Linked DNA regions of Mus musculus: region 2 is linked to region 1. A link is a loop called in an ENCODE intact Hi-C map of the cell type or tissue named here. Cell type or tissue: gastrocnemius. All regions are shown on one strand. Links, peaks and the distances in the headings refer to the core of each region. The heading gives the core; the rest is flanking DNA.

What was found. A loop is a pair of places that touch in the nucleus more often than their neighbours do. Peaks named below come from ENCODE experiments on the same cell type or tissue, not always from the same donor. Only the 100,000 strongest peaks of a DNase experiment are listed, where the experiment ranks them.
Region 2: a loop joins it to region 1, with 1.9 times the contacts of the local background. A loop is called at or near these places in 10 of 42 quality-filtered maps.

What each region holds. Positions count from the first base shown.
Region 1 is chr17:26,369,725-26,372,630 of GRCm38, reverse strand. No RefSeq gene overlaps it. Among named protein-coding and RNA genes, the nearest start is that of Neurl1b, 44 kb to the left of the region's middle. In gastrocnemius, for the core only: a CTCF peak has its summit at 1,606 (motif pointing right); DNase peaks (open chromatin) are centred at 852, 1,609 and 1,988.
Region 2 is chr17:26,420,297-26,423,202 of GRCm38, reverse strand. All of the region lies in intron 1 of Neurl1b (neuralized E3 ubiquitin protein ligase 1B), which reads right to left. Among named protein-coding and RNA genes, the nearest start is that of Neurl1b, 6.9 kb to the right of the region's middle. In gastrocnemius, for the core only: a CTCF peak has its summit at 1,435 (motif pointing right); a DNase peak (open chromatin) is centred at 1,402; H3K27ac peaks cover 2,500 bases.

The DNA of each region.
Region 1 (2,906 bases), core at 89-2,588:
CGAGTCTGTTCTCTGTGCAGCACCACAAGGACCCTCTGCAAGCAGAAGCCGGAGCCTGTGCCTCCCTGGCTCTAAAGCCTGCAGTGGCCCCACAGATGCAGGCTCTGGAATGGCCTAGAAGTTTCCTCCCTACCTTGACTATCCATCTATCCCTCCTCCCATCACCAGAGTTGTTTAGGTGAGAATCTAGGTCCTTGGAAGCCCAAACAAGCTAGGTGTGTCCACTCAAAGGCCAATGAGACAGACAAGTCATGGTGAGAAGGCGAGGTCTGTTCAGTGTGGCCACACTGTAAAGACCAAATGAAGAGCTCTGGGGACCCCCCAAGTCCATCTTTAGGGTCCTGTCACAAGGGTTCTGCTCAAATAGAAGGCAAAAGACATGTGTAGCTAAGCATCTCTGGTCAAGGTAGAGTCTCATCTGTCACTGACCCATCATGGTCCCAGCTCCTGTCTCTCCTGTGTACCAGGTGGTCTGACAAGGTGTTAGAGCTGTGTAGAACATCTTTCCAGAAGCTAGCATCTATCCCCACTCCCTCTGGCTAGCATGAGGTCTCTGCCTTTTCCTTCTCCCAATCTGAGACTCCTGGGAAATTCCAACGTCTTGGAGGCCTCAATTTCAGGATTCTGATATCCAAAGGAGGGGTGCAAACATCTCTAGGTTATCTTCCTCCTGCCAGGGTGGCCACACCTGGCTCCCACGGGGCCAGGCTTTTTCTTGACTGCTGTCTCCACTAACTAGCCTGCCTCAAGGTCTTTGCCTCAGCTGCTCCTGGGCCTGACTCCCCTCCTCCTGTGTCGGCCTGTCAAGGGACCTCTGAGGACCATCTGTTTATCTAGCAACTGGTGCCCTGTTCTTGTGCTTGTCCCCTGCCATGTCCGTCTCTTCCTAGCTCACCATTCAGCAGCTGGCACACAGAACACACATATTCTCTTCAGGATGCCACCTGTGCCTGCCATCCTGCCCCACAGATGCCAGCTGCATAGTCAGGGGTCTTGGTCCTGCTCATGCATACATCTCCCATGCACACAAGGCTCCTGGACCCCCAGAAGGTATCCAGTATTTGCTGAACTAATCATTAAACTCACCACAAACGGCTGGATCGAGAGCAGGACCCACTGGCTGACCCTAGGCAAGCTTTGAGCAGAGACCTCCAAGGGAGTTGGACTCAATCCCTTTGTGGTTGAACATTCTGATTCCTCTCTGAGGTTGGGAATGGAAAGAACCCAGGGCTAGGAGCTGGGTCAATTTGCCTCGTTCCCAGAGGCTCCCCCTTAGCAGCAGTACCTGAGGGCTGCTTTGCAGGGATGTCATGGCAGGCCATTCCTTTCTGGCTTTCCCTGAAGTCATGCACTGGCCACGAGTTGACTCACTGGTGAGTTTGCCTGGCACTGGGTGTGTGTAACTAGGCTCCCAGCATTCCCTGCTCCTGCTTGACTTTGAGCCCATATTCTTTCTTTACAGCTTCTTAGACCAAACCATGCCCCGAGGTGAGGTTGCCCCTCTCCCACTGTGCACACAGAGCCTCTGGCATCCCCAACTCTCCCAGCATGACATGAGATACTCCCAGTCCCCTGACCCTCCACTGAAATCACAGCTCACGGTAGACCAGCAGGGGGAGCCCAGACCTTTTTCTGTTGTGGTGGCAGAAGAGGGTAGAGGTAGAGAGCACACAGTAGGCAAGCAGCAAGATGTCACCTCTGCCCTAGGATGTTGGTATCAGCTGCCAGACTAGCCTGCTGCTTCCTTCTCTGCCCCTTCCTGTCATCGTGGACTCAACTTGTCACCCACAAAAGACTCTTGTCCTGAACTCCCAGTCCAGGGTCATAGTGTCTCTGTGGCATTACCCTGTGCCGTTTCCTTCCTGACATATATTGTCTCTGAAGTGGCATTGTTTACGTCAATGGTCCCTTCCTTCCCTTCATGTTTGTCTCTGAGAGGCAGGGACCCTGCCTCCGCCATCCTGTCCTCATGCTTGGAGCTGTGCCCAGCACACAGAGGATGTTCAGTCATTGGTGGGGCACGCTAGCAGCAGATGCCCACATTGGGAGGATGGAGTCTGGAGGAGTCTGCCTTGTTAGTCGGCCATTTCACTAAGTCTCACGCTTTCTTAAAGCATCACATGATGTCATTCACCCTGTCTGTGAGCGCTTTCAGTCTTAAGGACGGTGTTTGCCTCTCAAGAAAGTGATTAAAACCAGTGCTTTGGGGAGCTGTACTTCATTTCTGCTGTTGTATGGAGGTGGGAAATTCTAGCTCTGGCCCAGGGGTCGGGATAGCTGCGCAGGCTAAACTGGAGGAGCGTGGGCTTCCAGGTCCTGCCATAAACTGTCCTGGGCCACCTTTAGGAAGACAATTTGGCAACATTCCACAACATAGAGAAATGTGAAGACTCTAAAACTGTCCTGGGCTGTAAAATATACACACCGCAGACCTTCCCCACTGTGACCACACCCTTTGCAATGGGACTTGCTATATTGTGAAGACGCCTGTCTGCGGGGTCAGGGTGCTCGCCGGGTCTCTTCATTAGCTCATCACTGAGAACGTGCAGCTCTGACTCCAGGCTTCAGCTCCTCCACGGCTTTCCTCTCCTTGAGCCCCGTCTACATCAGAACTAACCGAACCCATTTGATGCAAGAAAGGAGGCAAAACAGAAATGAGCCCGTCCATGACCAGCCAGCCCCGATGCCAACCTCAACCCCATAATTAAACAAGTAAATCAACACTTGAGCTGGACCAGATCAGTAAACCACCCCAATATCAGTTGCCTGGTGACAAGTGAGAGATTGGTGTTTTGGGCTTTTTAAGACTCATTACATAGCATCGCTGTAGCAATGGATGAGTGATACAGATGCTTGGTGGGTCCACTCCTTGGAACCTGCCATGAGAAGCACAGATCAGACAAGAT
Region 2 (2,906 bases), core at 162-2,661, 50 kb before region 1:
AAGTCCAATTGTAATTGTTGTAAGACCTTGGGTCCGGCTCCAGACATCAGTGCCCAAATCTGTCAAGAGGGAGATAGAGCCAGGCAGTGGTGGTGCACGCCTTTAATCCCAGCACTTGGGAGGCAGAGGCAGGCAGATTTCTGAGTTCGAGGCCAGCCTGGTCTACAAAGTGAGTTCCAGGACAGCCAGTGCTATACATAGAAACCCTGTCTTGAAACAAGCAAACAAACAAAACAAAAAACAAAAAAAGAGGGAGATAGAGTGAGAAGGCACAGAGCCCCCTGGTTCTGAGAACAAAGCCCCCATCTTCCGGAACAGAGTCCTATGCCACAACCGGGACACATGGAAATTCCACTCCTCCATCTTGTGCCCTTGAACACCAAGGACCTTGAAGGACAGGAAGCTCCCTTGAGGCCCAAGGAGAGGCTGTCTCCAGTGGAAAGTTACTGAGTCCAGCTTTGGAGGCACAAGGTGGAGCGTGTGCCTACCCATCCCATAAATCTATCATCCTGGGGGGCCAAGGGGAAGCGAGCACATGCCTAAGGGCCATAACTGTGGTATAAACTGGGTGGTGTTGAGGGTGCAAACAAAATGCCCTGGGCCCTCTGCCAGCCCACAGCCAGATGCCCCCACCTATCCACTTCCCCAAATGGCTTACTCATTAAAGAGCTTTTCCTACCAGTGGGAGGCAAGGTCTGAGGTAGGGTGCTACTAGGCCAGCGGAGTCCCCGTGAGAAGGAATGAGGAAGGATTAGGGTGCTTGGCGGCTGTTCACAAACACCTGCCATTGAGCTGAGCCGCATAGAGGTTGGCTGGATTAGCTGGAGAGGGTGGCTTCCCATCACCTCACTGTCCTGATCTGTAAAACGGGTCTAACTCCTACAGACCATTAAGGGGACATAAATGCAAGGGTCAGAGAGCCATAGAAAGCATTCCTGGCTCACCGGGGCACCCTATCCCAAGATCCCAGAACAGACTGTCCTCCGAGGATATATGTGACATATGGCTATGGCAAGCCACTCCAGACACAGGCATTCATTCCCTCACCCTTGCACCAGGGGCCTTGACTTGTGGAAGTCCTTCAGCACTAAAATCTGTTTCTCTCGACACAGCAGACCTCTGCCCACACTGCCCTGCATATCATGTCTGAAAGTAGTTCACAGGTCCTGGAGGCCCCAGCTGCTAATGGGGGACATTTCCAATGGGATGGCCTGTGTCTCTTCCCAGCTGCACTGCCCAGAAAGCCCCAGGACAGTGCCTATCCTCTGACTGGCTTTGGCAAAGGCTGGGATATATACTCCAGATATGGTGGCTTCTCAGGCAGAAACCCATGGTGAGCCCACCAGGAGCGTGCTCAACTTTCCATGCCTGCAGGTGGGATTCAGGACAACCAAGCAAAGAATGCAGAACTGTTAACTGAGTTAACCTGCAGGGGGCACCCTCTTCAACCCAGCAGTCCTCAGGACCATTCCTGCCCTCCAACGTGCAGAAACTGTGTGCCCCAGGGTAAGAGACTGTTTCTCTTTGTAGCAGTCTCCCACCAGTTACATGTGGCTAACAGCAGTGGCTATTAGGGCCTGTGCTGAGGCTTAAACAAGCTGCTGCCTTAGGATAGTGTTTGGCTCACACAGGCTGCTGTACGTTAGCAGTTATTATTACCCTGTGTCTGACTCCTCTGAGAACACCTGATCCGGGCTCACGGTGGAGCAGTCGGCTGGCTGGGTGAATTCATGACTCTAAGGCACAACATGAACACTTTTTTGGTCCAGAGCTAGGCACACCTGGATGGTATCATCGCCTCAGTGTGCCAGGAGAGGGTGTGGCTTGGAAGATCATGCTACCCAACTGGCTGAAGGGGATGCAGAGCACAGATGTAGGTAGATAATCTAGGACCCTGGCCGACACCGTCCATGACAGCCAGAGTGGGGACAGGATGTTCCTGCCTGACATCCAGCCTGTCAGCTTTGCCCACTGAGCTCGGGTTAGCAAAAGTGGGCCTGTGGTGCCGGCTGTGGTGTGGGTATGCAGGTTCCATTGGGCAGGCACATGCACTCTGAAAGAGGCCAGTGCGGAGCCACACCCACCTTTGTGGATGCAGAGCCCAGGGTGCTGGGAGGGGATGTTTTGCTATAGGCAAGCGGGATACAGATGAGTCACCTTCAGATGACAGAGAAGGAAAGTCCCAGGATGCTTAGGGTGGGGACAAGGGGCATCCACTTGATGATGGACAAAGGTTCCTGAGGGCAGGCCTGAGGTTGGGTGGCTCACCTGACTCTTCTCAGCCACCTAACCCAGGGCAGGTTTTATTACTGCTCTGAGTCTGTTTCCTGGTCTTGTGCCTGAGCCTCTGCTCCCACTGTCTGCCTCTAGGCTTCTGTTTTACACCCCCAGAGCACAGCACTAAATACAGACAGGAAGTACAGGCTCTTCCCTTTCCACCCAGGGAGGATGAAACAGTCTGACCTGGCCCTGGTGGGGAAGCTAGGGAGTAGATTGCACTCGGTCTGTAAAATCCTTCAACTATCACATCCCTCCCCACAAGTCACCCAGTTAGTACCGGCCCCAGACCTCCGCAGTTCTGCTCCTGTCTTCTCCCCCAACCTGGGGTCTTTGACCTTGAGCCCTCTGCCTTCAAAGTCACTTTTCCCCAGGATGGAGTACATCTCCTCCAGGAAGCACTCCCTGACTCATCTTCAGGTCTCTCTTGCCACTCACCATCACTACTGTGTCTTGCCTGGTGTCACCCACTAGAACCTGACTCCCCAAGACCAGGCTATGGTCCCTGTCCCAGATGAGTGTGCCAACTGCCCTATCAATAGCAGGTGCTCTGGAAAGGGCCTGAGAGCCTGAGACCAATGTCCATGTGCCTGAAGGGAACCTTCCAATCTAGCCCTGGATCTGAGGTT